Linked DNA regions of Mus musculus: regions 1, 3, 4, 5, 6 and 7 are each linked to region 2. A link is a loop called in an ENCODE intact Hi-C map of the cell type or tissue named here. Cell type or tissue: heart. All regions are shown on one strand.

The links. Hi-C counts contacts between places; a loop is a spot of excess contacts. Peaks named below come from ENCODE experiments on the same cell type or tissue, not always from the same donor. Only the 100,000 strongest peaks of a DNase experiment are listed, where the experiment ranks them.
Region 1: it touches region 2 in a loop (5-fold over the local background); 30 of 42 quality-filtered maps call a loop at or near these places.
Region 3: a loop joins it to region 2, with 2.6 times the contacts of the local background. A loop is called at or near these places in 2 of 42 quality-filtered maps.
Region 4: a loop joins it to region 2, with 3 times the contacts of the local background. A loop is called at or near these places in 6 of 42 quality-filtered maps.
Region 5: it touches region 2 in a loop (4-fold over the local background); 21 of 42 quality-filtered maps call a loop at or near these places.
Region 6: it touches region 2 in a loop (2.4-fold over the local background); 4 of 42 quality-filtered maps call a loop at or near these places.
Region 7: it touches region 2 in a loop (4-fold over the local background); 7 of 42 quality-filtered maps call a loop at or near these places.

The regions. Positions count from the first base shown.
Region 1 is chr5:136,059,364-136,063,363 of GRCm38, reverse strand. It overlaps Upk3bl (uroplakin 3B-like), which reads right to left. Exons shown (of 6, transcript NM_001359361.1): 2 at 3,481-3,633; 3 at 3,083-3,302; 4 at 2,105-2,181; 5 at 1,737-1,857. Among named protein-coding and RNA genes, the nearest start is that of Upk3bl, 4.1 kb to the right of the region's middle. In heart, a CTCF peak has its summit at 1,559 (motif pointing right); a DNase peak (open chromatin) is centred at 1,573; H3K27me3 peaks cover 1,666 bases.
Region 2 is chr5:135,980,334-135,984,333 of GRCm38, reverse strand. Zp3 (zona pellucida glycoprotein 3) reads right to left here. Exons shown (of 8, transcript NM_011776.1): 1 at 3,892-4,000; 2 at 1,577-1,695; 3 at 69-172. Among named protein-coding and RNA genes, the nearest start is that of Zp3, 2.2 kb to the right of the region's middle. In heart, a CTCF peak has its summit at 1,824 (motif pointing left); a DNase peak (open chromatin) is centred at 1,703; H3K27me3 peaks cover 174 bases.
Region 3 is chr5:136,133,585-136,137,584 of GRCm38, reverse strand. Lrwd1 (leucine-rich repeats and WD repeat domain containing 1) reads left to right here and starts at 1,511. Exons shown (of 15, transcript NM_027891.4): 1 at 1,511-1,713; 2 at 2,852-3,086; 3 at 3,535-3,651. The coding sequence starts at 1,634. Alkbh4 (alkB homolog 4, lysine demethylase) reads right to left here and starts at 1,440. Exons shown (of 3, transcript NM_001347492.1): 1 at 1,291-1,440. The coding sequence starts at 1,407. In heart, a CTCF peak has its summit at 1,562 (motif pointing left); a DNase peak (open chromatin) is centred at 1,474; H3K4me3 peaks cover 2,656 bases; H3K27ac peaks cover 1,591 bases.
Region 4 is chr5:136,197,463-136,201,462 of GRCm38, reverse strand. Prkrip1 (Prkr interacting protein 1 (IL11 inducible)) reads left to right here and starts at 2,509. Exons shown (of 6, transcript NM_025774.3): 1 at 2,509-2,688; 2 at 3,605-3,683. The coding sequence starts at 2,563. In heart, no CTCF peak of the experiment used is centred here; DNase peaks (open chromatin) are centred at 1,718 and 2,392; H3K4me3 peaks cover 2,252 bases; H3K27ac peaks cover 1,716 bases.
Region 5 is chr5:136,043,976-136,047,975 of GRCm38, reverse strand. Upk3b (uroplakin 3B) reads right to left here. Exons shown (of 6, transcript NM_175309.4): 6 at 2,983-4,000. The coding sequence ends at 3,882. Among named protein-coding and RNA genes, the nearest start is that of Upk3b, 7.5 kb to the right of the region's middle. In heart, CTCF peaks have their summits at 1,635, 1,836, 2,426 and 2,931; a DNase peak (open chromatin) is centred at 1,795; H3K27ac peaks cover 253 bases.
Region 6 is chr5:135,901,708-135,905,707 of GRCm38, reverse strand. No RefSeq gene overlaps it. Among named protein-coding and RNA genes, the nearest start is that of Hspb1, 16 kb to the right of the region's middle. In heart, a CTCF peak has its summit at 1,628 (motif pointing left); a DNase peak (open chromatin) is centred at 1,957; H3K4me3 peaks cover 1,167 bases; H3K27ac peaks cover 1,852 bases.
Region 7 is chr5:136,184,816-136,188,815 of GRCm38, reverse strand. The region is part of intron 5 of Prkrip1 (Prkr interacting protein 1 (IL11 inducible)); the gene reads left to right. Among named protein-coding and RNA genes, the nearest start is that of Prkrip1, 12 kb to the left of the region's middle. In heart, a CTCF peak has its summit at 1,859 (motif pointing right); a DNase peak (open chromatin) is centred at 1,880.

The DNA.
Region 1 (4,000 bases), 79 kb before region 2:
TTCCTATGGATCCTCCTGCCCCTGCCTCTCCCGTGCTGGGATTAAGGGCCTAGGACATCATGTTTGGCGTTCCCTGTCCCTTTGTAAGCAACTCTACTGAAAAGAATGAAGATAATTCCTTTTTTTTTCTTAAAAAAACAAAAACAAACAAACAAACAGGCTGGACAGTGGTGGCACATGCCTTGCACTTGGGATTTCTGAGTTCGAGGCCAGCCTGGTCTACAGAGTGAGTTCCAGGACAGCCAGGGATGCACAGAGAACCCCTGTCTCGAAAAACAAAAAACAAAAAAGCAAAACAAATAAACAAAAACAAAAGACCCAGGGTCTCATTTATCCCAGGATCCCAAGACATTCCTCAGGTACCCCATGCTGGGGAGGAAAAGGCGGAGCCTTGGGAGCCCCATGTGAGCCAGAGCGAACTAGCAGAAGCCAAGGATGGGTGGGCGGTCAGCGATGGCTGGGACCACGCCTTCACCGGGATGTCTCAGCAATGCGATCCCTACCCTCTCCTTAACCTAAACCTTAAGTCACGGCCTTATCAGGCTCCTAAAGATAAACTTAGAGAGTCATTGGGTCTCTCTGCTTCTCTTTCCCATGTGGTCACATGGAATATATCTCCCTACCTTTGACTGCTTTTTAATTTCTTTTATTCCATTATTTTGAAGTGTGTGTGTGTGTGTGTGTGTGTGTGTGTGTGTGTGTGTGTTCGTGCGTGCGAAGTGTTAAGGCCAGAGGCATTGGATCCCTTTGGAGCCAGGTAGTTGTGAGCCGTCAGATACGGGTGCTGGGAATTAAACTCAGGCTAAGTATAGCTGAACCATCTTTCCAGCCTCTGCTTCTCATCATTACCTGTGTGTCTAACTGGCTTGTCCACAATGGGTGGCTGAGCCTAGTTTGTTAGGACTGCCAGCCCTCAGGCTTTGGCCGTAATAGCTCCAGGAATATATTCTTAATGCCCTGGCCCAGCCTGAACCAATACTTCTCAGCCTTCCTAATGCTGAGACCCTTTAATTCAGTTCCTCATGTTTGAGTGACCCCGGACCTTAAAATTATTTTCCTTGCTACGCCATAACTGTAATTTTGTTAATGTAAATATCTGATATGCAGAATATCTGATACGTAACCCCTGTCTGTGGAAGGAACATTCATTCACCTTTAAAGGCATCTCCACACAAGGTTGAAAACCACTGTTTTAAAGGTTATCACGGCCAAGTCTCCCTTGATTACACTCCATTGTTCCCAGCAGTGAGACAGCTCCGTTTCTCTGCTGGACACCTCCGCTCTCTGCTCATGCCTGCTGGCATACTTCCTCCTTCTCCGAAATTCCCCCAATACATCCCCACATGCCTGCCTCCCCTTCACAGAGATGCCTCTTCAAATCCCTACAGGTGTGGGGTGTCTTTTCTTCTGGGAGGTTTTGTGCCAGCCCCGGTACTTCAGCTCTGCCTGAGATGTCAAAGCAAAAGCTTTTAGTGGGCTCCGCCTGAACGTAATTCACCTCTACCTGTAGGGCCTCACTGTTGGGAGTGTTTTCTGACTACCTGCTTGCAATTCCAGGTATGGCCGCGAGGGGGCAAGCGGCGACTGCTGGGAAATCAGGCCCCTGATGGGCAAGAGGGAGAAGGGCTTTAGTCAACACCGCCCAGCCTTCAGGGGAACCGACTTCATCAAATGGCAGCAAGAAGCGACCAAGGCTACTGCTGAGAGGCAAGGCAGCACCAGTCTAGTTCACTCACCAAGCGGATATGACCAGTACGAGGAAGACCACAAGCAGGATGGCCAGTAGGATTGACAAGAAGGCAATGATGACCACAGTGCCCTTGCCCTGGGACCCTGGAGCTTCTCGGAATGTCTGGGCTGCACAGGCAAGCAGGAAAGAAGCTATTTAACCCCAAAGGGGGCCTTTGGGCAGCTTCCAGACCAACCATCCTACACCCAAGCTGAGACATGTGAGAATCATGGAGGGATTAGACTAGGGCAGGGATACTTGCAGAGCACAAAGTGGTGCTGCAGTTCTTGACAGGGGGAGACCTACTTTTCCCAGCCCCGTGATGTCCCCAGCCCCCACCCCACACTATTTTTTTGAGATCTTATGTTCTCCTACCTTGCTGCAGGTAGATCTCCTCGGACCACAGTGTCTCAGCCACGGGTCCCTCGGCACTCATCGCCAGGAATTTCACTCTGAGCAGGAGACCAGAATTGGTCATGTACAGTAGCCTTCACTTTCATTAAGCCTCTGTGTGCATGCGCACGCGAGTGCATGTGTGTTAGATCACTCAAAACAAACATCTAGTGAGGGAAGCCAGGGGACCAAGGCTGGTCTCCACCTATGAACGCCTGGTCTAGAGTAGAGACAATCCATTTACATGGTCAGGACCTCCCGTGGCATATGGGCATTGAGCTGGGGGATTGCTACTTTCAAAAGCTGTGAGGAGGCTAGAGAGGTGTTCAGCACTTAGCAGGACATATTGCATGCATGTCAGGTAGCTCAACTTCAGTTCCTGGGGACCAGACACTCGTGGCTTTTAGGGGAACCATCGTCCACACAAGCAAACCCATGCACAGATACAAGCATAGTTAAAAATAAAATAAATCTTTTTTTTTAAAGAAAGAAAGAGGGCTCAAGAGTTGAAGAACACTTGAAGTTGTTGCAAAAGTCCCAAGTTCAATTCCCAGTATCTACATGGAGGCTCACCACCTCCTGTGACGGGCACCAGGCACATGTGTGGTGCACAGGCATACATTTAGGCAAAATACCCATACACCTAAAATAATCAAAGTAAATATAAAAGAAGAGCTGTGTAAGGACTTGCCCACAATCCCCCAGTGAGAGGCTAGGGGTATGCTAGAGTGGCAATCTAGCTTTTCCAGGGCCCAAGTTCCATCCCTAGCACCACAAACATAAGGAAGGGAGGGAAGGACGGAGGAAGGGAGGGAGGGAGGGAGGGAGGAAAGGAGGAAGAAGACTAGGGAGCCCAGCCATCCCACTTGACCTCAACAAACCACCCAATGGCTACCCACCCCCACCCCCATCTCCTGTTTGTGCCAGGCAGGTGTCCCTGACCCCAGCTTTGCTGCTCACCTATAGGGGCCGGCCCCTGGCAAAGGCGAGTTACAGCCCTGGGACTCCAGGGAACAGTTGTTGTCATTCCCAACACGGAGGACTCGGAGCTGGCTGTCAGGCTGGCCACCCTTGTAGTGTACCCGGTTGGCCCTCAGCGTGAGATAGTAGCCATTGCGGTCAAAGTTGGCAGGGGCATGCCTGTCTTCTACCTTCCGTGGGGCGGTAAAGTTCTGGGCGGCTGGGGGTGGCACTGAGGGTCAGCCGTCACGTGGGCAGAACCACGTGTTACGTCCTAGTAGGCTTAACCGCCTTTCCCAATCACATCCCCCAAAGTACCTACTTCCCATCACCCCCTGCCTGCCAGACCTCTTAGACCTGCCCGGGTCACAGTGAGAAAGCAAACAGGCTTAGCTTACCGTTACTGTGAGCCACCACCAGCCAGATGGGATCTGGGTCAGAGAGGTTGACGTTCTTGAATTGGCCCAGGGGTTGCTCCAGCGTGAAGGTAGATTGTGTGAGTCTCCCCTCCAGGGTGGCCCCGAGGAGCTGGGGGGCATAGTTAATGCTCTCTGGGGAGGGTGGGAAAAGAGGGCAGAAGTAGGCTGAGTAACAGTAGTCCAGCTTCAACCAAGGGAGGGCGACTCTGTCTCCAAAACCGCAGATCAAGGGGGGGTGGGAATTAAGGAATCACATTGTCTACCACATTTCACTAATAACTTACTTAATTAATTATTCACACCCCCACCCCTCTGTGTATGTGTGTACATACCTATGCCTGTGTATGCCACAGGTCAAGGACAATTTTTGAGAGTTGGTTCCCCACCATGTGCATCCTGGGGCTCCGACTCTGATCATTAGGCTTGACAGCAAGTGTCGCTAGCAGCTGAGCCATCTTACCAGATCCAAAATTAAGGAATCTTTAGGCGAGATGCCCTG
Region 2 (4,000 bases):
AGAGGGGCTAGGGACAGCCTAGCGACATCTGCATTCCCCCTACCAACGCCTCCAGCCCTCTGACTCACCCTCCATCAGGCGAAGAGAGAAAGCCAGTTTCTCCTCTGAGGACACAGTGGCTCTGAAGGGAACCCAGGTGGGCTGGATAGGGTGGCTGCTCACATTGCCCTGCCTGTGGGGAAAACTCCAGCTGTTTCCATATAAACCCATCCCGGGGCAGTGTGCAATCATATCCCTACCCTATTACAGAGATCTCAGAGATGGATAAACTCAGTAGCCAAGGTCCCCAAAGGCTGGGCTGGTTCCTTAACCCCCTGAGTGCCTACACTTGACAGCAGGAAGACGTCCCAACCATGGGGACAGACACCGAAGCACGGATAGACAGGGCTGAAGGCAGAAGCTCCACTAGTAAGCTGAAGTCTGGTCTCTATCAACTTAGGCCCTGGTGAAAGGCAACCAGAAGCCAGAAGCCATAGAGTGGCATGGCTGTTACCACGCAGCTCTGGGGAGGCTGAGGCAAGACAACAGGAATACTCCATTCTGACTCCATTTCAAAAAGGGCAGGCTGGGGACATAGTTGACAGAGTGCTTGCCTGGTGTACATTCCATCCCTGGCACATCATAGACTATGTGTGGCAATGCATGCCTTGCAGTCCCAGCACTCAGAAGGTCCAAGCAGGAGGATCATAAGTTCAAAGCCACCCTGATCTACAAAGCAAATGCCAGGCTAACCAAGCATAAAGTATAGACAGTGAAACCCTGTCCAAAAAAAAAAAAATACCAGTGAACAAAACCAAAAGTCCTACCCCTGGATAATTGTGGTACAGGCCTCTCATCCCAGCACTCCCGAAAGGCAGAGGCAGGGAAATCACCGAGTATGAGGCCAGCTCTGTCTACATAGTTAAGACAGCCTCAAAAACCAAGCATTAAAAAGAACAACCAGACACAATGAAGTATCCCAGGCTAGAGCCCCAAGAGGATGTCTAAGGATGTCCAAGAGGATGACCCCATACCTGTAATCCCAGAGCAGGGGAGACTGAGACACACAGTGAGGGCAGAATTATGGCCAGACTATAATACAGGCAGGCAACACTGTGACAAGAGATTGTCATCTATAGAATCCACCTAAGAAGCTGTCTGAGCCAGGCAGTGGTGGTGAATACCTTTAATCCCAGCACTTGAGAGGTTGAGGTATATATCACCAAGTTCAAGGCCAGCTAGGATACACAATTCCAGGTCATCCTGTGAAAACACGGAACAAAGCCAGATCGGCTAGCCTATACACTATAACTCAGCATTTAGGAGGGTGGAGGCAGAAAGATCCGAATTTGAGCCTGGGCTTCATAGAATCCTGCCTCAACTTCATCTCTCTCCTCCTCCAAAAGGCAATTGGTCCCTAATCCAGACCTGGCCTCAGACTTTGCCCCAGCAGGCTGCCTAACCATTCACACATGGGACAATCATCATCACAGCTGCCAAAAAAAAAAAAAGAGCATTGTCCCTGTCAGAGCATACATCCTGCTTGCAGGCACCCATATCCAAATCCAGGAAGCCAGCCAGCACAACTCTCACTGACCTGGGGTATCGGCACTCAATGGGTACCTCCACACGGTTAGTCCTGAGGATGGACAGGCCACTCACAGGGCGAGGGTCGTGGAGTAGGAAGGTGCTGTACACCAGGGCATCTTTCGTCATCTGAAACGAAGGTATAGTGTTAACCAGATCCAAACCCTGTGGATGCTTGCTTGGCCCATGGGAGGCATAGGGAATCCAGCCTAGGAAGGCAGCCAAGGCTGAGGTCAGCCTGCCCTCTGCTGCTCTCTGCTGGCCAGTAAAGGAATCAAAGAGCTGGATTACAGTGAGCATGCCAAGTGACTACCAGCACTTGGGTTCAATTCCAACCCTCCCATAATAAATCACAGCTGTCCATAACCCCAGTTCCAGGGGATACAGCCACCCTCCAGGGTGCCCATACAAGCAAAACACCCACACACATAAAAATCAATTGTAAAGCTTTTTAAAAAAATTAAACAGTAACGGGGCAGTGGTGGTGCACGCCTTTAATCTAAGTACTTGGGAGGCAGAGGCAGGTGGATCTGAGTTTGAGGCCAGCCTGGTCCACAGAGAGAGTTCCAGGACAGCCAGGGCCACTTAAAGAAACCCCTTCTCAAAACAAAATGAAAAAAAAAAAAGTGTAACAGTTGCTATTAGTTTTATGATACAGGTTGGGCCCAGGTTGGCCTCCCAAAGAGGATTACTTGAATTAGAAACCAGTGTTAGGAGTCCACGAAATTCTACTTTAGGATACCTTTGCGTTTACTGGGCTTATGCACTAAGCATGGGTGACCTCCAAAGCAGCTACATGCCAGGAAAACTCACCCTGGCATAGATGACCATTCCCCTAGAGCTGTGTGGAATCACCACCACCCCCAGCCCCCACCCCACTCTCGTCTTTCCATACATGTTTTAGCACATTTCCAGACCCTTTCAACAAAGGCAGAATTAGACACAGCTGGTTGGGAGGTGTGGAAGGAAGTGATCAAGACCAGGTGAGGAGCCAGGCTTATCCAAGGTTGACCTGTACCTAGCTCATCCGCTTGGACCTACCACCCCACCACAGTTGAACCTTTTATAAAACAGGCCTCCTTGTAGCTCAGGCTCTCCTTAAGCCTGCTATGCAATCCAGGATGACATCGGACACCTAATGTTACGATCTCTGCTTCCCGAGTGCTGGATTACAGGCACGTATCACCAGATCCTAGAGTTTTGTGATGCTGAGGCTCAAACCCCGTGCCTTATGCTTGCTAGACAAGCTGAGCTACATCTGCAACCCAGCTGAAATGCTTAAGATCTTTATGTTAATAAAGATTGTCATAATGCCCTCTGCCCCATATGTCTTTTAGGTCAAGGCTTCCAGGTATGGTGGTGCACCCCTGTAAACCCAGCACCAGAAGAAACAAAGGCTGGGCCGGGCGTGGTGGCACATGCCTTTAATCCCAGCACTCGGGAGGCAGAGGCAGGCAGGTTTCTGAGTTCGAGGCCAGCCTGGTCTACAAAGTGAGTTCCAGGACAGCCAGGGCTAAACAGAGAAAAACCCTGTCTCGAAAACCCAAAAAAAAAAAAAAAAAAAAAAGAAACAAAGGGCTAGGGTTATTAGTATAAGACCTTCTCTTAAAAAGCCAAATTCAGGGCACATGTAGCTCTTCAGTGGAGTTGCTTGTCTTGACCTTGCAAGGCCCTGGATTCAATCTCTGGCATCGGCGACCGATTTTCTCTATCAGAGATTAGGTCCGGGTCTTTATTGTTTTTGTACAGAGTCTTTCATGTAGCCAAGGTTGTCCTTAAACTCCAATTCTCCTACCTCTATTTCCCAAGTGCTGGAATTTTGTGCACATGTTAACCAGGCATGGCTTTAGCAGGATTTTTAATGCCTCTGGCAAGCGCCTGAGCTGTCCTCTGCATCCCTCTCCAACATCGAGTCCCATCACCCTTCTATTCTGTTCGCGAGGAGGGACCTCAGATTTTCAGGAAAAGCATCCTAGGAATGAGGACCTAGCAGTGGTGGCTCATGCCTTTAATCCTAGCACTCAGAAGGCAAACGGATCAGAGTTCCAGGACAGCCAGGGCTACACAGAGAAACCTTATCTTGGGGGAAAAACGTGAGTCAGTGACCCCAAGAACACAGCTACTTCCATCCGCCCTCCATTCACCAGCTTCCTTCTAGCAGAGTCCGAGTCCCAGATCGCCTCGCTCAGCCCGAGCGCCATCTTCCATCAACAACCACTCCTGAGCCACAGTGAAAGAAGACAACCCCATCCCTCAACAGCTCCATTGCCAGACCACCTCCCCGCATCCATTCCCCTAAGCAACCCGAAGGATGCCACGCCTCACCTGCACCCTGCTGCTGCACTCGTGCAACTGGGCGTTGAACCTGACCACGTCGGTATCCACGGACACCCGGGGCTGACAACCCTCTGAGCCAAGGGTGAGGTCCCCGGGC
Region 3 (4,000 bases), 150 kb before region 2:
ACTCTTCAGTTCACCAGTTGATATAATAAACACTTGGGTGTTTGGTCACTCTGAATGCTGCCATGATCCAGACATAGTGACATATGCTTGCAATCTTAGCTTATGGAGGGGGCGCCCTGGGGCCTCTAACTAAAGAAAATAACTAAAACAAAAAACTTGGCTCAGGCCCCTTTGATCTCTTTAAGTGTCTGTCGCCTCAGCCACCCACAGCTCCTATCTCAGGCCTCTACTCAAGCATTCCCCTGGCTATGCATCCCAGCAACTTGCTACAGCACTGCCAGGGCCATACAAATGCTCTGAAGTTATTTTTCATTCATTCATTCATTCATTCATCCATCCATTGCCCATTTTGATGGAAGGTGTTAGCCTGGTCAACAGAGAGCTAGAAGGGAAACATTTTAACATTCTTCCTGGCCTACCTGACTCCTGATCCTATTAGTATCTTGTAAGACAGATTTGTTTTTGTTTTTCAAGATGGGCTTTCCTGGAACTCCCTATGTAGATCAGGCTAGCCTGGGACTCACAGAGATCTGCCTGCCTCTGCATCCCAAGTGCTAAGTCTAATGGCATGCACCACCACTGCCCGGCTGTAAAGCTGATTCATACAGGTTTGTTTTCCCAAAAAAATTTCCCCCAAATCAAAGCCTGTTTTGGAGACAGGTTTCTCTGTAGTGTAGTCCTGGCTGTCCTGGAACTCACTCTGTAGACCAGGCTGGCCTCGAACTCGGAATTCCACCTGCCTCTTGTCTCCCGAGTGCTGGGATTAAAGGCATGCGCCACCACTGCCCGGCTGCCTGTGCTGTCTTAAGTCGCTCATTCCCTGTCTAATACAGGCGGCCTAGTGTTCAGCACTCCCTACCATTTCCATGCAGTCTCCCTTGTGCTCCGGAAGCTCACTCAAAACCAGACCCGTTCAGTCCAAGTTATTTACCACTGCCCCCCACCCCCACCCCTCACCCCCCAAAGTCACAGAGATGATGTGTGACAGCCGCTTCCCTACTGCCAAGGTAACTCCTAAAACCTGCTGGGCGGCTGAGGTCCGTTCTCCAGCCTCTCTGCCTTTCAAATGCAGAGATCTCGGCGTGCACCAGCATTTCCCCGCCCTTCCATTAATCAGCCGATGGCACTTGGTCCACCTTTTGGGTTTTGTGAATATTGAAGATATAAGCGCTCCAAACAACTCACCTACCGCGAGGCTTTGGTCCTTGGCTGTTTTACAGGCAAGCTGGGCCTTAGTTTCCCATTAAGATGAATAGATTTTCTGGCTATGACTCTTTTCCTAGTCCGTACCTGAAGGCAGATCTGCCAGGGCGGGTCCCTGTGGCGTTGTCTCTCGCAGATAAGACAGGTCCGGATGCCCTTACAGCCGCACTCCTGCAAAAGAGAAACTTCAGCCGCCGCCGCCATCGCGTCCTCCGATCAGTTAAGAGCGCAGGCGCGAGACGCAGGGGCCGCTGGGAGTTGTAGTCATCGCAGAAGCAGGAGGTGGGGCGTAAGGCTGGCGTTCTACTTCCTTCCGGTCGCAACGGACTCGCAAAGGGTTTGTTGTGCGCCACCTCCTGGGCTCCCCGGCAGCGGGCCTTAGCGACCGGACTTCGTGGAGGCGCGGGTTCGGTTGAGCCCTCGGCCACCCATGGCTCCTCTCACGCCGCAACTGCTCCTGCAACGTGGGCGACCCAAGACGGATAAGCTGGGGAAGATTCAGAGTTTGAAGTAAGAGCATGTGGGGTTGAAGCGGATCCGGGGCGTGGGGTTCTTCCCCGCCAGGGTGGTTTGATGGGCGGAATGCAAGGCTCAGACCCCTCCGTCTCCTCCTCCTGCCCGGGTTATTCTGTTATCCGGGATTCGAGCCCCAGTCGAATCTCGCGCCAAACGGAGATGTGGGAGATTGGCAGCCAACGCCCGGCGTCAGATAAACTTGGAGCGAACGCCCTTAGCCTTGCGCGGAGTGGAAAGACTGATGAGATACTAAGGGATGTTGAGGGATCCTGTGTAGCACGGAACGGGCTAGCAGGAACTAGTAAAAACAAGAAGGAACTTGGAAGTCTTGGGCTCTAAAGTCATTTTGTTTTGTTTGTTTGCTTGCCTGTTTGTTTTTGAGACAGGGTTTCTCTGTGTAGCCCTGGCTGTCCTGGAACTCACTCTGTAGACCAGGCTGGCTTCGAACTCAGAAATCCACCTGCCTCTGCCTCACAAGTGCTGGGATTAAAGGCGTGCGTGTGCCACCACTGCCCGGCAACAAAGTACTCTTTAAGGGAGGGAAGATGGGCCACAGAAATGATCTGCAGATAAAGGTGCCTGTCTGTCATCAAGCCTGAATTCAATCCCTTGGGCCCAGACAGTGGAGCAAAGCAGCTCCCTAAAACCATGACCCCCTTAATCACGCTTTGATTGTGCCCATTCCTATCCACACACCACACACAGATACATAGACACTCTGTAATACATAGAAAGGTAAGTTAGGAAGTGAGAAGGCTAGAACAGTTGGCATAGCTCAGTTGCTACATTGCTTACTAGACATGCACAGAGCCTGAGTATCCCTAGGGTTCCATCCCTATCAACACCTGAACAGCTCCCAAGGGGTGGCACATGCCTGTCATCTCAGCACGTGGGTAGGGGGAGGAGAGTTAAGTTCAAGGCTTTCCTGGACTACGCAATGAGTTGTGTAGGATGGGATCTCTTGAGTTTTGCGGCCAACCTAGTCTACATAGTTCAGGCTAGCCAAGTCTAAAGCAAGCTTCATGCTTGCACAAGAACTTTGTTGGTGGAAATCCCTCTGGGACAGATGGGGTAATTAATGGGAGGGTCTGGCCCGCTCCCTCAGCTCTCTTGCTCTCTGCCCTCACCCCAGTCTGTCGGGGCTGCAGCTGCTCTCAGAGCACTTGGATCCCAATCTCCTGGGGCGCCTGAAGAAGCTGAGGGAACTTGACCTCTCTAACAACTTGCTGGAGACGCTGCCTGCTAACCTGGGCCTGTCCCATCTGCGCATCCTTCGCTGTACCAACAACCAGCTCGGGGATGTCACTGCCTTGCACCAGTTCCCAGAACTTGAGGAGCTCAATCTGGAAGGCAACCCCTTCCTGACGGTGAGAGGGACCAGGACTCTGTGGGGCAGACTCAGGCTCCATTCCCCCCCCCGCCCCCCCCCCCCCCGTTTCCGTTTTGTTTTGAGACTGGGTCCGATGTAGCACAGGCTGGTTTCAAATTAACTGTGGGTCCGCAAATAGCCTTAAATTTCTGCTCCTCCTGCCTCTGACCTCCTGAGTTCTGACCATGTTCCACAAAGCCCAGTTATGCGGTGCTGGGGACCAAACTCTGGGCTTTGTGCTTGCTAAGCAGGCAGTCTGCCCCCTGAGCTACATACCCACTCCGTTTGGGTTTTTGTTGTTTTGCTTGTTTGAGGCAAAGAGTCTTGCTCTGTAACCCAGACCAACATCAAACTTGAAACGTCCCTACCGTACTCTCCCAAACGTTGAGATTCCAGGCATGCGTCCTTACTCCTTCCTGGCTTTCTGTTATCTCTTCTTCCGTTAGGTCAGTGACAACCTCAAAGTCTCCTTTCTCCTGCCCAAGCTTCGTAAGGTGAATGGCAAGGACACGGCCTCCACCTGCTCACAGGTGGAGAATCTAGATCGGGAGCTGATGGACAGGGTAAGGATGATGGCGTGGGGGTGGGGTCCTTGGTCATAGCAATTGGGTACTGAGTGGGACAGAAGTGGAGTTTTGGAGCTGTGTAACAGAGATTCTTGCCCAGACAGCCTCAGGTCTGAGGTGGTGAGTCTGTTTTTTTTGTTCCTTTCTTTCTGTGTTTGGAGACCCTGTCTCCAAGGTATGCAGCAAGCACAGCAGGACACCAGCGAAGCTAGACTCACAGTGAGCTGGTTTTTGGCACATGCTCTTTCTTGCTTATATAGCCCAGGTGGCCTAGGACTCTTCTGCCTCAGCCCCCCAAGTGTTGGTATCACCACCATGTTCAGTTGAACCAGACTGATTTCAAGTC
Region 4 (4,000 bases), 220 kb before region 2:
GCTTCTAGAAAGTGATTTGGCATAGGATTTAAGTAAACACGCTTTTACTTAGGACAAGATGTTATTAGGAATCAATTCGCTGATTATATATTTAAATAATAATGTTATTATGTACAGTACAGGGATCGGAAGCCGGGACCCGTACATGCTGGAACCGGTACCTGTACATGCTGGGCAAATATGGCCATCGTCAGTGACCTCACTGGTGGACTCTGGGCACGTCTCTACCACGGAGCAGAGCAAGCCCTCAGTTCCTTTTGTCCTGGCTGTGTTTTGAGATAGAACATTACTATGTAGTCCTGGCTGCCCTAAACTTGATATGCAGACCAGGCTGGCCTTGAACTCATAGAGTTCTGCCACCCAAGCACTGGAATTAAAGGTTCCTAGCATCATGACTGGTGCCCTTAATTTTTTTTTTTCAGACAAGGTCTTGTGATATAGCCCCAGCTTGTTTTGAAATCTCTGTCCCTCTGCCTCCTAAATACTAAGATCACATGTATGTGCTACTGCACTCCTCTGGATAGTTTTCTTTCTATCTTTCTTTCTTTTCTTTCTTTCTTTCTTTCTTTCTTTCTTTCTTTCTTTTCTTCTTCTTTCTTCTTCTCCTTCTCCTTCTCCTTCTCCTTCTTCTACAGGCTTGTGCCTTTAGGCCATCTCCCATAGCCTGAGTCAGGCATACCTGCCAGCAGCTCTCTCTGGGGTAGAGTTCAGAATCAGTCAGTGGTGTGATCTAGCAGCTCTCTGTTTATGGCATCTTGCCCTTCTGTGTTTTGTGTCATATTCACTGTGCTGAACTAAACCATATGGTGAGAAACTTTGTGCTGCCCCTAAAGAGTTACCAAAAAAGCCCCTTCCTATGTTCTGGGAATTTGGTCACTCCTGGGTGTGGGGGGGGGGATTGCTGCAAGATTATCCTGGATTTCTGAAGAGGCTCCTCTGTACCCCACACACTACCTCTTCTGACTTCTCTCCTTTCTCTTCTTCACAGTTTTGTTTTTTTCTTTTTTCTTTTTTTCCAGACAGTGTTTCTCTGTGTAGCCCTGGCTGTCCTGGAACTCACTCTGTAGACCAGGCTGGCCTCAAACTCAGAAATCTGCCTGCCTCTGCCTCCGGAGTGCTGGGAGTAAAGGCGTGTGCCACCACTGCCCGGCCTTCCTTCCAGTTTTAATGAAGCTCCTCTCCAGGTTCCAAAGGGAAGCCTCTTGCTCCCTTTAAGGCCCCACCACGTTCAGAGATCCATATACTGTACTGTCTATTGTTCTCCCTCCATCTCCAGCAACAGTCAGCTTTGAGGCCCTTTCATTCTAATAAGCTTCTTCTAATAAAGGACTTGTTTCAGTTTCCTTGCCTACAAGATGTTACTGTTACCATCTTGGGTTTTTGTTGTTGCTTGTTTTGTTGTTGCTTGTTTTTTTGTTGTTTGTTTTTTGAGACTGGCTTTCTCTGTGTAGTTCTGGCTGTCCTGGAACTCTCTCTCTACAGACCAGGATGGCCTTGAACTCAGGGATCCATCTGCCTGTAACTCCCTGGGTGCTGAGATTACAGGCCTGCACCACCACTGCTGGCTCTTAACATCTTTTACTATAGGGAGCTACTTCAGTGCCTCACGCATGGTCAACAAAACACTCCACCACCAGAAGGCCGCAGTTCCATCATTCTCCATTACTTTCACCTTCAAGTGAAAGACTTGAAGTTAATTCCTCGTCAGGTAGATTGGAATGGCAACTTCCTTTATTCTAAAACAGACTCACATACTCAGGCTCGACTGGTGGCGCTGTACTTTCAGCGTGGCCAAGGAGATCGGGTCTGTCTTAAGAGTTCAGTTACAAAGGAGATTATAAGATTATTATAGGAATCGGGGTGTGAGAGGCTGGCGGATCTCCGAGAGTTCGAAGACAGCCTGGTCTACAAACCAAGTTCCAGGACAGAGATATACAGAGAAACTCTGTGTTGAAAAACAAGACAAACAAACAAAAAAACAAAAAAAAAAAAAAAAAAAAAAAAAAAAAGGAAAGGAAAGGAAGGAAGGAAAAGAGGGAGGGAAGGAGACGATATGGAGAGGGCGGAGAAGGGGAGAGAAGAGGAGGAGGAGGAAGAGAGAGTGGGGTAGGGAGAAAGTAGAATAGATAAAAAAGAAACGGAAAAAAAAGACAAAGCCCAGGAGCGAGCGAAACTGGGAGGGACGTGCCAAGAGTCCCAGAGCAAGCTGTGCGAAGTCCTTGGGGACCTGAGACGTCGCCTGGGGCCAGCCCACTCATCATCACTAAAGGCCGTCTCTTCCTCTCCGGATGTGAGAATCAGGCAGCCCTGATTTGTTTTGAAACAGGAAATGAAATTAAAGTGCTATGATCAAAATAAACCACACTGACCTCGCGTTCATGAATATTCAAGCAAGCTGCTTAGGACTGCCTCGTACCTCCGAGGAGAGAGTGCGCATGCGCCTCAGGAGAGCGCCCCTCCCCCCGGGGGTTTGAGAGTGCGCGTGCGCGGTTGGCGCGCTCTTCTGTCGTCATCAATACGAGCGGCCGCCGGCAGCTTTCGTAAAGGAGTAGGAGAGCGGCTATGGCGAGTCCTGCTGCCGCTTCTGTGAGACCGCCCAGGCCCAAGAAAGAGCCGCAGACGCTGGTCATCCCCAAGAATGCGGCCGAGGAGCAGAAGCTCAAGCTGGAGCGGCTCATGAAGAACCCGGTGAGTGGAAGTGGGCCGAGGCGCAGTCCCTTCACCCCGCCGCCAGACCGAGCAAGGCTACATTCAGTCCCCCTAGAGCAACCCTGGGGCGGAGAGGGCGGCCCCGTGGAGGGAGCCTCGCTCCTGTTCTTGTCCTACAGCGTAGCTGCACGAAGGCGCTGCCCAGCCCTCCACACCCTCCTTTTTCTTAGTTTGCTGTTTGCGGTATCATGGCGTTGCTCGTGCTGTCCACGTTCCGTACCGAATCGGCTTTGTAAGATAGGCAGACCTCGCATCCGGGCTCCTCGCATCCCGGCTCCTCTTACCTTATCTTCCCTACGAGCTGGGATGACAGCCCTGCGCTACTATTCAGTATTGCTTCACAGCCCTTTCTATTTTAATATATGAACCAAAGCGGTGGGAGCTGGGTATGGTGGTGCACACCTGCTATCCCAGCACTCTGGTGGCTGACCCCAGAAGTTTGCTACAAATTCGAGGCGAGCGTGGTCTACGTAGTGAGTTTCAGATCAGCTAGACAGTGAGACCTATCTCAGAAACCAACAAAACCCAGAATCGATGTCTTAGCAAAAGTGTACAACTCCAAATAGCAGCCATTATTAAAGAAGCATTGGACGCCAAATTTGGACCACATCACTCTTTACCTCTTCAATGGGCCTCGTAAAACAGACAGCTCATATCTTTGACTAGAAGAGGTTGGCTCGTCTCTTAGTGACGTAGATTCCAGACTTGTTTAGCGCAGGAGAACTTTGGCCCACGTTAGACCCCATGGTGTAGTGGATGAAGTAAGGCCAGGGCAGCAGAACTACACTCAGTCAGCTCCAGATTTGAGAAGCGTGCTCAGTTGAGATCGTCAAACGGGATGTACCTTCCTCAGCAAGTGTATGTTCATAGATGCTTTTCTGTTTAACTGTTCCAGGACAAAGCAGTTCCAATTCCAGAGAAAATGAATGAATGGGCTCCTCGAGCGCCTCCAGAATTTGTCCGAGATGTCATGGGTAATGTCTCTTATGGGTGTCAGGGGTTTATAGTTTTTGTTTTGTTTTTTTTTTAAAGATTTATTTATTATATGTAAGTACACTGTCGCTGTCTTCAGACACTCCAGAAGAGAGAGTCAGATCTTGTTAAGGATGGTTGTGAGCCACCATGTGGTTGCTGGGATTTGAACTCCGGACCTTTGGAAAAGCAGTCGGGTGCTCTTACCCACTGAGCTATCTCACCAGCCCCGGGTTTATAGTTTTTAAGGGGAAATATGAAACACTATTTTCTTTTCTTGTCAACTAGATCTTTGATAGGAAAATTAGTCTGGGGCTGG
Region 5 (4,000 bases), 64 kb before region 2:
CAGAAATCCACCTGTCTCTGCCTCCCAAGTGCTGGGATTAAAGGCGTGCGCCACCACCGCCCGGCTGCTGCAGATACTCTTAACTGCTGAGCCCTTGCTCCAGCATCCCTGCCTTTCAAATCACTATTATTCTGCAGGAGAGAAGGGTACCGAGTGGCCTGCGTGTGTGTGGAGATCGGACGCCAACCATGTGAACTTGTTCTCTCCTTTCAGCTTTACCCAGGTTCCAAGAATCAAACTCAAGGCTTCCTAGCTATGGCGGCAAATGGCTTTACAGTCTGAGCCACCCCGTCCACATTTCCCGGCCAGCCATTTTGCAAGTAGCACGCTGTGCCAATGTACCATGCTGTGCTTTGGAAAGTTTTGTGGATTTTTTGTTTTTGTTTTTTTTTTCGAGACAGGCTTTCTCTGTGTAGCCCTGGCTGTCCTGGAACTCACTTTGTAGACCAGGCTGGCCTCGAACTCAGAAATCTGCCTGCCTCTGCCTCCCAAGTGCTGGGATTAAAGGCGTGCGCCACCACCGCCCGACTAGTTTTGTGGAGTTTAAGGCTCTCTGTTTGCTTGCTCCTTCTCTCTTCCTAGGGAGAAGGGAAAAGCCACAGCAAGATAGCACATGGTTAGCTTTCCGCCTGCCATCTTGAGACTTGAGTCTTGGGCAATGGTGGGGGTAGGGTGGGGTGGGTGGGGTGGCGCGTGCATGTGCGTGTGTATGTGTGTGTGTGTGTGTGTGTGTGTGTGTGTGAGATGTGTGTGGGTGTGCCAGTGAGTGGAAATCAGAGGCTCTCTCCTCCTACCATGTAGGTCCTGGTGACCAAACTCAGTTTGGCAGGCTTTGGCAGCAAGCACCTAGTAGCCTCCTCCCCAGCCATCGTCTGGTCTCTGTGTTGATGTTAGGGGCTAGGGACGTAAATTCCCCCTCCGTTGTTGGTAACACCTTCATGAAACTTGAACAACAACTGACACAAGTCTCTGGACTGGGGAGATGGCTCAGCCGTCAGGAGCACTGACTGCTCTTGCAGAGGGTGCTGGGTCAACTCCCCGTACCGACACAGTGGCTCCCAACTGCCCATAACTCCAGTCCCAGTAGCTCAACCCCCCTCTTCTGACCTCTGCGAGCACCAGGCACAAATTCAGTGCACACACGGACATGCAGGCAAAACACTCATACACATAAAACAAACAAAGCTTAAAATTTTTTTTTTGTTTTAAAGAAGGCTGTGTTATTTTCTATTGGGGTGGGGAGATGTCCCCAGGCACATGCCCTGCATATCTGCCACTCTAGAAGTTGAGAAAGGAACATACAGAGTTCAAGATCTAGTGAGCGAACATATCAAGATCTTGTCTCAGCACGCACACACACACACACACACACACACACACACACACACGACACCCCCCACCCCCACCCGCACCCCCAGAACTCCTTTTTCTGGGAATGTGATGGAACTCTCCCTGGTGTTAGGTGCATGAAGATCTCCATTCTCATTCCTGTGTGCATGTGTTTAATTTTGTGTTTTTGAGGCAGAGCCTCAGACTGTAAATATGACAACAGTCTTTAACTCCCAGTCCTCCAGTTTCCCCATCCATCTCTAAAGTATTGGCCTCAAAATCACAGTAATTTAAAAAAAAAAAAATCACAGCAATTCTCCAGCCTCGGGGCCCCAACTGACATCCCACTGCCTCTCCCACTCCCACCCTAACCCTGACCCCATCCCCTCCACCCCACTCCGCCCATGCGGGCCAAGCCTGCTGTTTTCCATTTTCTTCCCTTTCAGGACTTTGTAGAGATTGCAAAGGCATACTCTCGCCCCCGTGTGGCGGCGGCGGGAATCACCACAGACTGTAAAAGTACCTACAGCAAGCCACGGGGCACCAGGATCACAAAGTCTGGGGATCCTTTCGCAAGTCTAGCTGAACCTTTAGCTCTTTAAAATAAATCTTAAATCATACACTTTAAAATAAAATTTAAAATACACCTGAAAAATAAAGACCTGTTAATTATCTTGCATTTGCAGGTGTCGGGGTGCAGAGGACAAGGGGATGGGGAGGTTTGGGGGGAGCACACGTGCCTTATTTTTGTAGAGGTCAGGGTCAGAGGACAACTTGCCAGAACTGGTTCTCTCCTCCCACGTGAGAACAATTCATGAATTCATGTCAGTCGACTTGATGGCATCTCACAGGCCCTTCATTCATCTTTTAACTCAGCAAATACCAGTGGTCAAGGAAACAAGGACGGGTGCTGGGACAAGTTGTGTGGGTGTGGGGGACCGAGTATCTCTTTCCCAACGCCAAGGCAGGTTAGCCCTCTCCTGGTCCACAGGGCCCTCTGCTCTCATCTGGTCCAATTTCAAAAGTTGCTCCACGCACGTTTCTCTGGCCACTGGAGCATTTGGCTGGGTGCAGCTTCTATCTACACCTCTAGGGGTCACCTGCATGCTGGGGGTTCGGCAAGATGGGGACTAGAACTCAGAGGCAGAGGTTCACCGACTTGATAAAGATCTGCCACTGAGGCCTGTGCCAGGAGGGAGAGTGGCTGTGGCCGCTTGATTCTGAAAAGTGAGCACGTTTCTCTGTTATTCCAAAGCACAAACTGGCGGCAATCAAAGGACCCGTAAGAGGCAGCGCCAGAGCACCACCATATGCTCCTGTCGCAGAGCCAGCCTGAGCAACACTCCTGCCATAGTAACATTTATTAACTTCCAAAAAGCTTGATCAGACAAGCCCCGTGGGACATGGGGTAGGGTGGCTGAACAGTGAGGGCAGGCAAGGGTCGCCGTTAAAGAAAATTTGGTACCTCTGCAGGCTCAGCCTGGATGAGTCGGAAATACATTCTTCCCTGACCCCTGACAGGACAGGAATGCAGATGGAGCAGTAAACTGGAGTGCATGCGCAAGGCCCTGCTGCCACGGGGCTACAACTCGCGGGCGCCCCCGCATGGTGATGGCAGGAACCACTGGCTTTGTCCTGGAGAGCTTTTCCTTTGATCGAGTGTACAGTGGGTCTCAAAGAGCCCACTATGGTAATTGGGAGAGTGACTCCGAGGATAGTTTGAGAGCATGACATCTCCCCAGCAGTAATAGATCCCACATCTGGACAGGTGTCAGTCTGCGATTCAAAGCAAGGTAGAGTCCTCCAAAGTTACAATCAGCTTTCCCCGAGGCCGTGTCTAACACTGTATGTGGTGCAGAATGCCAGATGCACAATAAATGATGCTGAGTGAGCCGAGAAGTGTGCAGAACCATCTCTCTGTGTGCACAGGGGCTGGGCTAGGTAGCCGACTGTCATTAATAGCCATTTACACTCTCTAACCAGTACACTTGGTGAGACCCATCCTCAGAAAGAGCGAGGGGGACGAAAGTGGTATTTGTGTAACTGCACCCCACCCCTGGTTGTTGGGTCAGACGGAAGGTGGCCTGAACCTCATATAACTCATGATGGGCCCAGCCCAACCTACTGACTGCCCAACAAGGCTGCCTACCGGGTTGTGTGTTTTTGTTTTGTTTTGGTTTGTTTCATTTGAGACCTGCTCCTGCCAGATATCCCAGACTAGCCTGAAGTACATGACCCTCCTACTTCAGCCTCCCAAGTGTGGGGATCGTAGCTTGTGTCAACCGTCCTGCTGCGTTCTCTGAAGTCTGGCTAAGGTGAAGATGAACTGGCCACCTCCTCTAGCCTTACATGAAGGAGGTTAAGTTGGCCAAGCTGACCTTGACCACCTGCAAGCATACTTACAGACAGAGCCTAGTGAGGGGCAAAAGCAGAAATAAAACAGCCAGGCAGATAGAAGGGGCTGTGCAGATGCAAGACCCCCACCCCCACCCCACAGGACCTGCACATCTGCTCTCTGCCCCTCACCCCAGGCCCAAGCTACAGAGACCAGGCTACGGGCTGAGACTGGGAAGGGGGTCCAGGCCAGGCTCGCAGCCCACCGGCAGTGTGGCAGCTTCGCTGGGGGGGATATGGTGAGTCATGTAACGTTTTCCCATGAAGGAGCCAATCC
Region 6 (4,000 bases), 79 kb after region 2:
CAAAAAGGGTGGGTGTGGGAGAGAGAGAGAGAGAGAGAGAGAGAGAGAGAGAGAGAGAGAGTGTGTGTGTGTGTGTGTGTGTGTGTAAGGAGTGTTCCCTAGAGTTGAAGATTCTTCTTGCAAAAGAACTGCTGGGAATACTGCTGTCCCTCCACAGTGCTGACTTCTCAGTCTGCGTGAAGTAAGGGAGGGGGGCAGAAGGGTGGAAACCTGGCCCCTCGGTCAGGAAACGAGAGTTGGGCAACTATCGGCTGGGTAAGCCCAGCCTGTTCTGAGTCAGTCTTTGAATTTTAATCATTCTAACTGTTGTCCAGAGCCCCACCATGATATACCCTATTGTGGGGGCAGAAGCTAGAGGTGCCATATCATTGGTATATGTGGTGCATTGACTTAAAAAACAAAACAAAAAACGCAAGGTTTTATTTCTAGTCTGGAAGTCAGAATGCCTTTCCCTTCCAAGTGCTGGGAATAAGGGCATTGGACAGAGACTAAGCCGTGGTCACGGACTGGATCCCCCTCTTAGACGTTTCAAGACAAAATGAAGCTGGGTAAGGATAACAGGCCCTGGGAGGGAGCTCAATCAAATTGGTAAAGTGTTTGCTTATCATACATGAAATCGAGCCAGGTGTGGTGGTGCACACCTTTAGTTTCAACATTTGGGAAGCAGAAGCAGGTAGATCTGTGAGTTCAAGGCCAGCCTGGTCTACAGAGCGAGTTCCAGGACAGGGCTACACAGAGAAACCCTGTCACAAAACAAACAAACAAAAAAAAACAACAAAAACAACCCACAAACTCCATGCACATCAAGACCACCAGGGTGCATGTGGGGGCACACCTGCTGAAGTGGGGTACACCTGATATTCCTAGCACTCTCAGAGGCTGGAGGCTGAGTTCTAGATTGAGAGCTGGAGCCGAGGCTAGGTTGGGAAGAGTGTGCCGTGCTTTTACCAGGACCCAGCACCCTGGCAAGCCAGGCGACCTGTGCTCCAAAGGACCGTCAACAACTGATGCTTGCTGCCTTCCAGCCTACCTGAGGAAATTCACATCCCAGGTTCAGGAAAAGAGCCTGGCTCCGGAAGAGGCAGTAAGCAGTAGAGGATACCCCAACACCCTCTTCAGGCCTCTGCATATGCCTGTGTACACAACACACCCACACAAAATCTTTTTTAAAGTTGCAAGGTAATGTTCAAGACTAGCTTGGATTGCATGAAACCAGTCTCAGAAAGAAAGGAAAGCAAAGTTAAAAGCGGGGGAGGATGCTGAGAAGATGAGGTGCAAAACGAAGACACATTTCTGGGGTTCAAGGCCTACTTCCATACATTTCAGACTAGCTTGGGCTGCATATGACCGGGTCTCAAAGTTTTGTCAGGCCCTGTGAGTATAGAACTCCAAAGACGGCTAGGAGCAATGTTGTGAGTTTGAAGCCAGAGTCATACAGTTAGACCTTGTCTAAAAGAAACAAAAAAGGAAAGAAAGAAAAAAGGCCAAGGAAGGTAGAGCGTTAATACAAGATCCTGGAGTTGGGGTAACTGGGATTGGGATTCAGGAATCTTCCCTTCTGGGATCTATTTTCCCCAAACCCTCAATGACTCCAGCACCGACGTCCTCTGCCTCCCCCTGGTGGGTACTGCCGGTTCTGCAGCTGTCCCCGTTAGTGCGGGTATTTGCTTCCAGCCTTGAGCCCAGACCCTGATGACAGTAGCGACCTCGAGGCCAGCCCATCTGAGATCTCCATTCCCGAGTTTCTGCATGTTCCCCTTCCCAAACACCTGGGCTTGAAACGAAGGATTGTGCTGCCTGCGTGTGCCCATAAGAGCCAGGCATCTAAGAGTGACCACTCTCCTACCTCTGGCCATTGCGGACTGCCCAGGTACCCGGCTGTAAGCTAGGCAGGGCTGCGGCTCAGCCCCGCCCCACCCAGCACGGAGATTGCCTTCTAGCCCGAGCGTGGCAAGAGCCAATCACAAGCCAGCATCTCGCCTCCGTGCCAATGGCCGGCCTGTTGCTGGGTCTCGCATCCCTCCTTTGGAATTCGCCTGCCGAGCCCGCCGCAGTGCTAATGCGGAGCTTATCATGGCTTCCGGGTCCTCTTCACTCCGCTTTGTCTCCTCCTTTGTAGTCCTTACCGAATAATCTGCTTTGGCCTTTTAGGGCGTAAAAACCTCCTTTAGAGGGTGGTGCATCAAGCTCCAGGTGGTCCTCGCCCTCAGGGTTGCTATAGAAACAGTGACCCACTCTCTGACCTCTAAGCTTGCTGCAGTCCCTAATCTCCATATTATCTTCCCGAACCGATCCCAAGAAATCTATCTACATTTCTCCTGTGTCCTTAACTGGGGAACCGGGGCTCAGCATCTTTGTGCTCCAGTCCACATACTCTGGGAGAGCCCAAAGGTGAATGACCAATATGCCAAGTTTCATCCCCTCACACGCTGGCCCTTTGGTAGTGGGCTATGATAGGCTATGATAGTCCGGGGGACCTAGAAGCCAGTTTCTTCTCTCTGTAGTATTCAAGGCCCCAGCCAGCTCTGGTCAGATATTTACGATTTCAAATTAATGGTGGCCAATTAGGAATCAGCTTGCAACAAGGTCAGAAGAAGAAAAGAGTGTCGGCTCCTCCCTTGTCATTTTCTAACCATGAATTAGGGAGATGAGGCTAGGTGTGGAGGTGCACGCCATTTATCCCAGCACTCAGAAGGCAGTGGCAGTCTTATGACAGTGAGTTCGAGGACAGCATGGTCTGCATACCAAATTCCAGGACAGCCAGATAGACAGCTACATAGTAGTAGTAGGAGGATTGGAGGAATTGTGTGTGTTTACATGTGTGAGTGAGTTCTCTCCTTCCACCATGTGGACCTCAGATATTAAATTCAGGTCTCTCAACAGACTTGGCACGGGCTCCTTTCTCCACGATGCCATCTCATTGGCTCAAAGATCAGTTTTCTGTCATTCAGCCATGCCTCATCTTGTATGAGGGAAGAAAAATCAGGGTTTGAATTCACATTTCACTGTGTCCTAAGTATGCAGGGCATACCATTTAGCCTACCTACCTCACAAAGAGTGTCGGTGGAGGGCTACACAGAGAAATCTCAAAAAATCAAACCAACCAAACACACACACACACACACACACACACACACACACAGAGAGAGAGAGAGAGAGAGAGAGAGAGAGAGAGAGAGAGAGAGAGAGCAAACTATAACTCATGGCTCAGGTTTGTAATTCCCGGATACAGGGGTGAGATTGGTATATGGAGGTGCTGAGACAGGAGGATGGCAAGTTTAAGTCAATGAACTCCTGTCTCAAAATAAATTGGGTAGGGAAAGGGGAGATTAAATTACCTCAGTAAAAAGTAGACCTCTTGCTTAGAATCCCCCAGTGAGGGGCTGGGGGCATGGCTTAGTTGTAGAGCCCCTGCCTAGAATCCCCCCAGGGAGGGGCTGGGGGCGTGGCTCAGTGGTAGAGCCCCTGCCTAGAATCCCCCAGGGAGGAACTGGGGTGCAGTTTTGTGGTAGCAAGCTTACCTTTCATGACTAAGGCTAACGACATAGAACCAAACAATTACTTGATACTCACTGGCTTCCTGCTGCTGCTCTAAGGAATTGGCTCAGTTGCAGCACACACACAGGGCTCAAAGCCCTGGGTTCAATCTCCAGCACCACAAAAAATGATACAGGAAGCTGAGTGTGGCAGAGTATGGTTATGTATATTTCTAATTCCAGCATTTGGGAAGCTCCGACAGGAGGATCAGAAGTTCAAGGCCAGCCTAAGTCAGAAATGGACACTTCAGTTGCCTAGCAACCAGACAGCCTTTGGTTCCATCCCTCTCACCACAGAAATCTAGTGTGACACATGTCTGTGATATTGAAGGCAGGAAGATCAGGAGTACAAGATCATTCTCAGCTACACAGCAAGGTCAACACTGCACTGTATGAGACCTTGTTTTTTAAAAGGGCGGCAGCTGAGTATGGTGGTGCATGCCTTTAATCCCAGCACTTGGGAG
Region 7 (4,000 bases), 200 kb before region 2:
GTGTGCACATGCCCATGGACGCCGAAGGCCAGTGTCTGCTTCTTCTTTAAGTTGTTCTTGCTTAGCCTGGAGCTGACTGATTTGGCTAGGCTGGCTGCTAGCAAGCCTTGGGGAGCCTCCTTTCTCGGTCTCCCTGGAGCTGGGATTACAAGCACACATTGCCATGCTCGTTTTTTCCATTGGTACTGGGGATCCAAACTCAGTACTGGCTGCTCCATTTCCTGATCTTGATTGATCCTCTTGGTTTTTAGTTTTTGTGACAGGCTCCATGCAGCCATCCTGGCTTGGTCTTAACTATGTAGTGAAGGCTGATTGTGAACTGACCCTCCAGCTTCCACCTCCTAAGAGCAGGTGCTGGGTCTTGCCTTCTACCATGTGTGAGTTTCAAGGATCAGGTCGTCAGGTGTGATAGCAAGAGCCCTCACCCACTGAGCATCTTACCAGCCCTATGTATTAGGGTCTTATTTATGTTTTATTATTTGTTGTTTTGTTTTGCTTGATGTAGTCTCACGTAGCCAAGGCTGGCCTTACACTCCTGACCCTCCTACCTCTACTTCCAAGTGTGATTACAGACCTGCACACCTATGGTTTTTAGCTCCATGCTGTTTCCTAGACTTTATGTTGCTGCTCTGTGGACTCTGTACACATGCTGCTTTCACAGTCCACTCAGTGTCTCAAAACCGCCTTCAACAGGATGTGGGGTGTCCTTTCGGGGAGGTTTCTTCACTCTTGCATAGATTTTGTCAAATTGGGTGGAAAAAATTGTTTCTGTTCATTTGTAGTTTCTAATTGTCTACCCACAGGTTGCCTCTTCCCCCATGATATCTCCATTTTGTGGTTGATCCTATCTTGTGAATTTTGTTTCAGTGACATATAATATAAGGAAGATCTAAAAGCTTCCATTGGATTCTAATGTATGCTTTTCACACCTTTACTGCAGTTTCTACCTTCCCATTAATTTTTTTTTTTTTTTTTTTAAAGATTTATTTATTTATTATATGGAAGTACATTGTAGCTGTCTTCAGACACTCCAGAAGAGGGCGTCAGATCTCGTTACGGATGGTTGTGAGCCACCATGTGGTTGCTGGGATTTGAACTCTGGACCTTCGGAAGAGCAGTCGGGTGCTCTTACCCACTGAGCCATCTCACCAGCCCCCATTAATTTTTTAAAATATTTTTTTGTTTCTGTTATATTTTTGAGACACGGTCTTTCTGTGTAGCCCTGGCTTTCCTGGAACTCATTATATACACCAGGCTGGCTTTGAGCTCACAGAGATCAGTCTGTGTGCTAGGATTAAAGGAGGAGTATACCAGCATCACCATGCCTGATGGATCTCTGTGAGTTCAAGGGCAGCCTGGTCTACAGAGCAAGTTCCAGGACAGCCAGAGCTACGCAAAGAAACCCTGTCTTGGGGGGAGAAAAAGACCTTGCCTCAGTTGACTGGGCTGGTGATGTAGCTCAGTTGTAGAGTGCTTGTCTAATGTACAAGGAGTCTGGCTTTCATCCCCAGAAGTGCATAAAAACTGTTCCCTGGTTACAGGAATCTATAGTCCCAGGACTCATGAGTTAGAAGCAGGGTCTGAAGTTCAGAATTATCCTCAGAACTGCATTGAATAAATGTCATCATTGGCACTATGCACGGACCACCTGTGCATCTCAAGAAATGCCTCATTGTGTATGCTTGGTGTTGATGACAGAGGAGGAGTAAGTCTGCAGGTCTTCATCAGTGGCGTACATGCCTGTCTTCCCACCTTTCTGATTATATCCTCATTGTCATTTTGTAAAAGAATAAGATTTTCTTGATACCTGGTTGAAATGAATAGAAGTTAATGTAGTGCTGCCCGAGTGTGCCACAAGGTGGCCCCAGCACACCGTGGAGCTCCTGTAGGTTGGCAGTAACGCATCTGAAGTTATCTGGTTCTTCTTAAAAGGGGATTGAGAGCTTAGCAGGAAGGGCAGCTGCCTAAGGCTGTGTTTGTGCTGTGTAGTAACTCAGCACCCTGCAGTGTGGGACATGGGTTTGAGTGACAGCACCTGGCTGGCTATGAGCCAGTTTGGAATCTTTTTTTCTTTTTTTCTTTTTTTTTGGTTTTTCAAGACAGGGTTTCTCTGTGTAGCCCTGGCTGTCTTGGAACTCACTCTGTAGACCAGGCTGCCCTTGAACTCAGAAATCCACTTGCCTCTACCTCCCAAGTGCTGGGATTAAATACGTGTGCCACCACTGCTCCGCCAGTTTGAATTCTTCTGAGTCCCTGAGCACCGCAATGATTTATCTGAACCACAGTCTTGCTTCCCTAACACAGCTGCCTCCCAAGGGGGTCTGGGGTGACTTTAAGGCTCTCTGTCACTGGACACAACTAGAGCACTTTGCTAGGCTCAGTGCTAGCTACATCTTGGCCTCGGTTTCTCTTTGTCTGGAGGGCTCAGCTGCTGCCTAGTTCATCAGAAGCGGCCATCTCCTCTTGATTATTGCTTTACAGGTATCTCCTGGCACTGCTAGGTGTCCCCTAATCAGAATGACACAGAATTCCCTTTAAGTTAGTGATGTTCTCTAGAGGCAGTCTGTCTAGATGGCTCTAGCGTGTGCTTTGGACCAACATTCAGAGCCACAGGATTAAGTGTAATGGACTGGAAAGCTGCCCTGTTCTTTGTCCTTTGATCATGAAGCCATTGTATTCCCGGCTCAGGAATCTTTAGAGTACATTGAAGCGGTGTGGAGAACGATAGTGACCTATAACCCTTACTTACAACAATAGCTAACGGATTGCTGTTTCTCCCTTGCTTTCAGTTTCTTCATGCACGTGCCCTGTTCTTGTTAACACTGCACTGTTACCGCAGAACTTGAATCGCACGCAGGCCATCTCCCTCAACCTTGCAGTTCCATAGTTCTAGGGGATTTTGTTTTGCTCTGATTTGGGGTGCGGGATGTTTTGTTTTGTTGTTGCCCATGGGGAACAAAAACAAAAACTGTGTTATCATCAGTTGTACTCAGTGGTATGTCTGTAAGCTGAATAAAATTTCCAAATGGGCTGCACTGTGGCTCAGAGGATAAAGGTGCTTACCAACAAGGCAGAGGACCTAAGTTCAATCCTCAGGCCCTCAGGGAAGGAGGAAAGGACTCACTCTGACCCCCACACATGTCTCATAGCATACATGCATACATAAAAATATATAAATATAATATAATAAATCTTTGACTTGTGGCTTTAAAGTACTGTGTAAACTAAATAGTAAAGAGTAGTGCAAGGTGAGGCTGGTCAGTTAGATGGCTTAGTGGGTAAATGACTTGCCACCAAGCCTGACAACCAAGTTCAGTACCCAGAACCCACATAGTAGAGGAAAGAACTGACTCCTGACTTCATGTGTGCTTTGGCACACACCCATACACTTACACAGTAGAGAAGTTAATATTTAAGAAAGTAATGAGAGGAAATAACTAAAAAGGAAATATCAGAGCAAGTTTGGTACTGTGGTTCCAGCACCCAGGGATTGCCTGGAGTTTGAGGAAAGTGTAGATTGTTAGAAAATCCTGTCTCAAATATATCCCCGATGCCAAAATACCTTCCTCCAAAAGATTACTATACCTTCTTTATGTTTTGGGGGAGTAAGTTTTCTTAGCAGGATCACCTGTGGTGATTTGAATTAGAATGGCTGACAAAGGCTCATGTATGTGAATGCTTAGCCATCAGTTGGTATGGTTTGAAAAGTTAGGCCTGACCTTGTTGGGTAGGTGTGTTCCGAGAGGAGGTGTATTTGTTGCTGGGGGTGGACATTGAGATTTAAAAAGCCTAAGCCAGGCCCAGTGTTGTCTCTCTGCCCACTGCCTGAAGATCAGGATGAAAGTGCTCAGTGCTTCCCAGCACCACCCTTGCCTGCCTGCTATCCTGCTCCATGCCCTGATGGGTAGGATGAAGCCCGGAAACTCTAAGCAAGCCTCCATTTAAATGCTGTCCTTTGTAAGAGTTGACTTGGTCATGGAGTCTCTCCACAGCAATAGAA